2 separate regions of the Homo sapiens genome follow, and region 1 is linked to region 2. A link is an interaction called in ENCODE POLR2A ChIA-PET data of the cell type or tissue named here. Cell type or tissue: OCI-LY7. All regions are shown on one strand. Each heading gives the region's core, and the rest is flanking DNA. Links, peaks and the distances in the headings are about the cores only.

The links. Peaks named below come from ENCODE experiments on the same cell type or tissue, not always from the same donor. Only the 100,000 strongest peaks of a DNase experiment are listed, where the experiment ranks them.
Region 1: POLR2A ChIA-PET joins it to region 2 with 21 read pairs; 2 of 35 experiments call an interaction of 5 or more read pairs at or near these places.

What each region holds. Positions count from the first base shown.
Region 1 is chr15:72,229,888-72,232,791 of GRCh38, reverse strand. It overlaps PKM (pyruvate kinase M1/2), which reads left to right and starts at 1,602. Exons shown (of 11, transcript NM_002654.6): 1 at 1,602-1,676. RefSeq lists silencers at 1,161-1,660, 2,221-2,730. In OCI-LY7, for the core only: no CTCF peak of the experiment used is centred there; DNase peaks (open chromatin) are centred at 461, 1,411 and 2,251; H3K4me3 peaks cover 2,500 bases; H3K27ac peaks cover 2,380 bases.
Region 2 is chr15:72,767,834-72,770,737 of GRCh38, reverse strand. All of the region lies in intron 3 of ADPGK (ADP dependent glucokinase), which reads left to right. Among named protein-coding and RNA genes, the nearest start is that of ADPGK-AS1, 14 kb to the left of the region's middle. In OCI-LY7, for the core only: no CTCF peak of the experiment used is centred there; no DNase peak of the experiment used is centred there.

The DNA of each region.
Region 1 (2,904 bases), core at 233-2,732, 540 kb after region 2:
GTCTCAACTCCTGGCCTCATGTGATTCGCCGGCCTCGGCTTCCCAAAGTGTTGGGATTACAGGCGTGAGCCACTGCACCCAGACAATTTAGAACTTTAAAATACAATATAGTCCAGCATCGGCCAGATCCTTGCCATCCCAGTGTTGTCCACCACTGTTCTTAGTTTGTCCTCAGCTCAGGGGCCAGGGAGGGACTTTTATGCCATCCCTCTTTCTCTGATAGAGAGGAATCTAACCCTCCCTAGGGGGGCATGTCTTTTTTCCTTCTCAACAACTTCATGTTCTTTCACCACCTTAATAATCAAGCATTTCCTTCCCAACAACAACTAAAGGGACCAGGAAAGACTTACAGAAGAAAGTGAAAGATTTTTATCTCACTTCAAACAGAAATTTACTTTTAGGCTGTCACTGTCTCCTCCCAGCTTATCTGAGCTAACAGGAAGCGAATGAAGGCCTGTGATTCAGCTGCAGGCAGCGGGTATGCCTGAGCAGGTCACACCCATTTGGTCTCTTTTGCCAGGAAAATAAAAAAAGAACCTAAGAGAACGGTCTTCACATTTTGAATGCGCAACATTGTATCTGTGAATGAAGGCAAGAGTTAACAGCTGTTTAATTGATAACTGCTCGCATCATTAGTTGCTGGCTAACAACTGGGAAATCAGAAAATGTCTTGTAGAAAAATGTAAGAAAAGTTCCAACAATACTGACTTAAACACGACAAAGGTGAAAACAGAAATGCTGACTCCTGCATAGGTTATCGGCCCTAATGTTCTGACTTGATATTTCCAGATGCCCAGCTCTGCGCTAATATCAACACCGTCTATTTACTTTCTACTCTGAGGCATTCGCTCTGCAGGATTCCAGACCCTACTAAATTATTCACATGGCCCCAACCGGTCCTTCCTTGTTCCGCGGTCCTAACACAATGAATGGTCCTAAGAGGAAAACGGCCTCGCGCTCCCGCTCCAGGCCCACTTCGCAGTCCCTAGTTCTCCCTACTGCCGCTCCAGTGCCAGAGCCCCTCCGAAGGCGGCCAGGACCTCCAACCACGCACAAGTCTGCAGCTCTCCCCAACTTTCCGTTCAGCTCAGTCTCCGAGGGTGCGCCAGAGCAGACACCCGGAGGAGTGGGGAGTGGCAGGGCGGGGCCGGGAGAATGCTGCCCCGGAACCCATAAATCTGGGCCCTGCCCAGGTAGGCCGGGACAGCTGGGGTGGCCTGGGCCGAGAGCCAAGAAAAGACACCCCATCTGGCAGCCCAACTTGGCGGCAACAGGTGGCCCGGCGCCCGGGGGTCTGGGAGGAAAGTCGCTCCGGGGGCGGGCCCCGTTGCCCCGCCGCGTCCCCATTGGTCATCAGGTTTCTTAAAATGTGACTCTGAATCTGTGTCCTTCCGCCGCAGAATTTAGTCCCACCGAAAGGGCAACCTGCCCGCGCGTTCCGCCGCCGCCGCCGCGCTTCCTCCTGAAGGTGACTGCGCCCGCGGGGACGCAGGGGGCGGGGCCCGGGTCGCCCGGAGCCGGGATTGGGCAGAGGGCGGGGCGGCGGAGGGATTGCGGCGGCCCGCAGCGGGATAACCTTGAGGCTGAGGCAGTGGCTCCTTGCACAGCAGCTGCACGCGCCGTGGCTCCGGATCTCTTCGTCTTTGCAGCGTAGCCCGAGTCGGTCAGCGCCGGAGGTGAGCGGTGCAGGAGGCTACGCCATCAGTCCCCACCAAGGGCCAGTCGCCCGGCTAGTGCGGAATCCCGGCGCGCCGGCCGGCCCCGGGCACGCAGGCAGGGCGGCGCAGGATCCAGGGCGTCTGGGATGCAGTGGAGCTCAGAGAGAGGAGAACGGCTCCTCACGCCTGGGGCCTGCTCTTCAGAAGTCCCCAGCGCCGTTCCTTCCAGATCAGGCGGGTCCGCCGGCTCCTTTCCCGCCCCAGCCCTACCCCCTCATTCTGGTCCCATCCTCTTCCTCCTGCCCCAATCCTCAATGCGCCTCCATCCTCGCCTGCCTTCTCTCGGTCCCTCGTGATTGATTCCACCCTTGCTTCCCCTTTCTCCGCGCCGCCTGTTCCGTGCTCGTTTTCCCCTCTTCCTCCTTAAGTCTGGTCCTTCCACCCCCTCCTCTTCAAGCTGTGCGTGTCCCCTGATTCTAATGCTTTCTGTGTAACTCATTGAAACTGCGTTCTGGTTCCCCTCCCGCGTCCATTCTCCATTCATGCGCGACCGCCCTTCCCGCGCCCCAGTTCCCTCTCGCCGCCCCTCCCCCTGCTTGCTGGTCACGTCCGCTCCCCCGCATCCCCTTCCTCGCCTGGCGTGTCCGCTCCCTCCCTCCCTCTCTGCTCTGGTCGCGCCCGCCCACTTGCTCCGGTCTCCGAGCGCGGTCCCACCCCCCTTTTCCATCACCGCCTCCCAGCTCCCAGCAGGCTCGGGCGGTGCTGAGGCCCCGTGTCCGGGGCGGGCGGGCGGAGGGCTGGGCTGGGTGCCCCGCGCGGCGGGCGGGATGCGGCGGCCCGGGGGCAGCTGGAGACTTACGTAACGTTGGCCTGCCCCGCTGCCGGGAGGCAGGGCGGTTGCCCCTGCGGCGCGGTGCCGTCCCCTGTGGCCGGGATTAGATGGGCGGCCTGCGAGGGCCTGGGAATGGCTCGGGGCCCGAGAGCTCGACCGGCCCTTGCCGGGTGGCCGCCAGGGACCACGCTCCATCTCGCCGCGGCCGGGCTGCACGTAGCGGCCGCGCCCAGGGCCCACCCCGCTTCACCGGGCGATGGCCTTGGGCCTCGTAACGGGCGGGATAAACCTCTGCAGGCTTTGCTGGGGCCTCCTGGCCCTCGCCCGTTCCGCGCCTCTCCGGCACGTTTCTTTCTTTTCCTTTCTTTTTTCTTTCTTTTTTTTTTTTTTAATTATCCGGCACATTTTTTAACA
Region 2 (2,904 bases), core at 269-2,768:
TTTAATAGGAATCAAAGTTCTCATGAAATATTAGGGTAGAAAATACTTTTAAGAAAGAATAATAAAAAGAAAATAAAGACTTTTGCAGTCATTATGTTTATAAATTGTAATTAACTCCCAAATAGAGAAGATTAGAAATTCCAGGGCTGACCTTTGGAAATATTACCAGCTAATGGGTGGAAGAAAAGGAGATTGATCATAAGCCCTTTAGAGAGAGCCCAGGCCATTCCCATCAGAATCCCAGGAGTTTTCATGGTTTCCTAAGAAGCCACCCTCCTGATCCTGAGAAATAATTCTGCCCTCTGGGAAGACAATACCCAGGACGGTCATGGCTGAGTACAAGATTGACCTTTCAGTATTGACCTCCCCTGGGACCAGCATTTGCTCTTGGTCTCTGGAGTAGCTGGTCCTGGGACCAGTCTGATTGGAAGGCATTCTAATAAAACAGGTCTGGCTTTGGTAGGAGACTGAGGAAAGAGAAGCATTCTGTTACTCAATCCTCACAACAGTCTTATGATTTCAAAGACAGAGGTCTAGAGAGGCTAAGTAAGGTGCCCAGGGGCACCTGGCTAGTAAATGATAGAGTCAGGATTCAAGTGTCAGGCTCTGCCTTTACTTCACCCTGTATGCACTCTCAAAGAGACTCAGTTTAACTTTCTGAAATGCTTCTCAACATGGACTGAGAGATCATCTGAGAACTACAGAGATTAAGAACTAGGTATTTTCCAGAGGTGGTAATTATAGCTGGCACTTCCTTCTATAGTTTTTTACCATATACCAGGCACTGTTTTAAGTTTTAGGTGCTTTAAATGTGTATGAACCAATTTAAATCTTCATAGGGCCCTATAAGGGAAGTCTTTTTATTATCCCCATTTTGCAGATAGGAAAAATGAGGCATGGAGAAGTTAAAACTGGTGAAAATCACATACCTGATAATGAGTAGAGTGGGAATTGAACCCAAGTAGTCAAGCTTCAGAATCCATTCTCCTAATAGCCATGCTATATTGCATCTTTGAAATAGACGCTGGTGAATATAGTAAAGGCAGGTTTAGTGGAATGATAGAATAGAAGCCAAATTTCAGGAGAGGAACCGTGCCTTTAAAAAATATACTTGTGTAATCCCAGCACTTTGGGAGGCCGAGGCAGGCGGATTACCTGAGGTCAGGAGTTCAAGACCAGCCTGGCCAACATGGTGAAACCCTGTCTTAGCTAAAAATACAAAGAATTAGCTGGGCATGGTGGCAGGCGCTTGTAGTCCCAACTACTCAGGAGGCTGAGGCAGGAGAATCGCTCGAACCCGGGAGGCGGAGGTTGCAGTGAGCCGAGATTGCGCCACTGCACTCCAGCCTGGGCGACAGAGCAAGACTCCATCTCAAAAAAATATATACTTGTGGAATTAGGCAAGAATTAGGAATAGTTATTTTATTTTGTCAAATGCTTTTGTCAAATTCTGCATTTACTGAGGTTATTGTGTGGTTTTTTGTTTTTTAGTTTGATATATGGTAATTATATTGACTTTCACATATTAAACCAACCTTGCATCTCTAGGATAAAGCTTACTTTGTTCTGATGTATTCATTATCCTTTTCACATATTCAGTTTACTAAAATTGTGTTTAAAATTTTTACATCAATGCCCAAGAATAATATTGGTCTGTATTTTTCTTTTCTTGTAATGTCTGTGGTTTTGCTGTCAGGGCAATACTGGCCTTGTAGAATAAGTTGGAAAGTGTTTCCCCCTCTTCAATTTTTTTTTTTTTTTTGAGAGACAGGATCTGGCCTTGTCATCCAGGCTGGAGTGCAGTGGCATGATCTCGGCTCACTGCAACCTCTGCCTCCTGGGCTCAAGCCATCCTCCCACCTCAGCCGAGTTCCTGAGTATTTAGGATTGCAGACACGTCACCACAGCCAGCTAATTATTTTGTATTTTTTGTAGACTTGAGGTTTCACCATGTTGCCAGGCTAGTCTCAACTCCCGACCTCAAGCGATCCGCCTGCCTTAGCCTCCCAAAGTGCTGGGATTACAGGTGTGAGCCACCACACCTATCTTCTCTTCAATTTTTTTTTTTTCTTAAGATGGAGTCTCGCTCTGCCCAGACTGGAGTGCAGTGGTGGCGATCTCAGCTCACTGCAATGTCCGTCTCTCAGGTTCAAGTGATTCTCATGCCTCAGCCTCCCGAGTAGCTGGGACTACAGGTGTGTGCCACCATGCCCAGCTAATTTTTGTATTTTTTAGTAGAGAGGGAGTTTCACTGTGTTGGCCAGGCTGGTCTCCAACTTCTGATTGCAAGTAATCCACCTGCCTCAGCCTTCCATAGTGCTTGGATTCATCCAATACACCTGGCCCTTTCTTCAATTTTTAAAACAGAGTGAGTGTCGCATTGGTATTGTATCTTCCTTAAATGTTTATAGAATTTAAGCCTTCTAGTGAAGCCTTCTAGGCCCAGGGTTTTCTCTGTAGGAAGATTTTAAATAACTGATTTCTTTAATAGATATAGGGAAATCCAGATTTTCCTTTTTTTTTTTTAAATGAGCTTTAGTAGTTTGTATCTTTCAAGGAATTTGTTTCATCTAAGTTGTTGGATTTATTGGCATAAAGTTAATTATGGTATTCTATTATTCCTTTAAGATCTCTACAATTTGTAATGATGTTTTCCTTCTCATTCCTGATATTGGTCATTTGTATCTTCTTTTTTTTCCTGATCAGCTTGGCTAGAGGTTTATAAATTTTATTGCTCTTTTTAATAAGTAATTAGCTTTTGGTGAATTTATTTTTCTCTGTTTTTCTATTTTCATTGGATTTTGCTTGCTTCAGATTTGACTTGCTCTTTTTCTAGTTTCTTAAGGTGAGAAGCTACAATCATTGATTTGAGACCTTTCCTGTTTTCTCATATAGGGGTTTAGT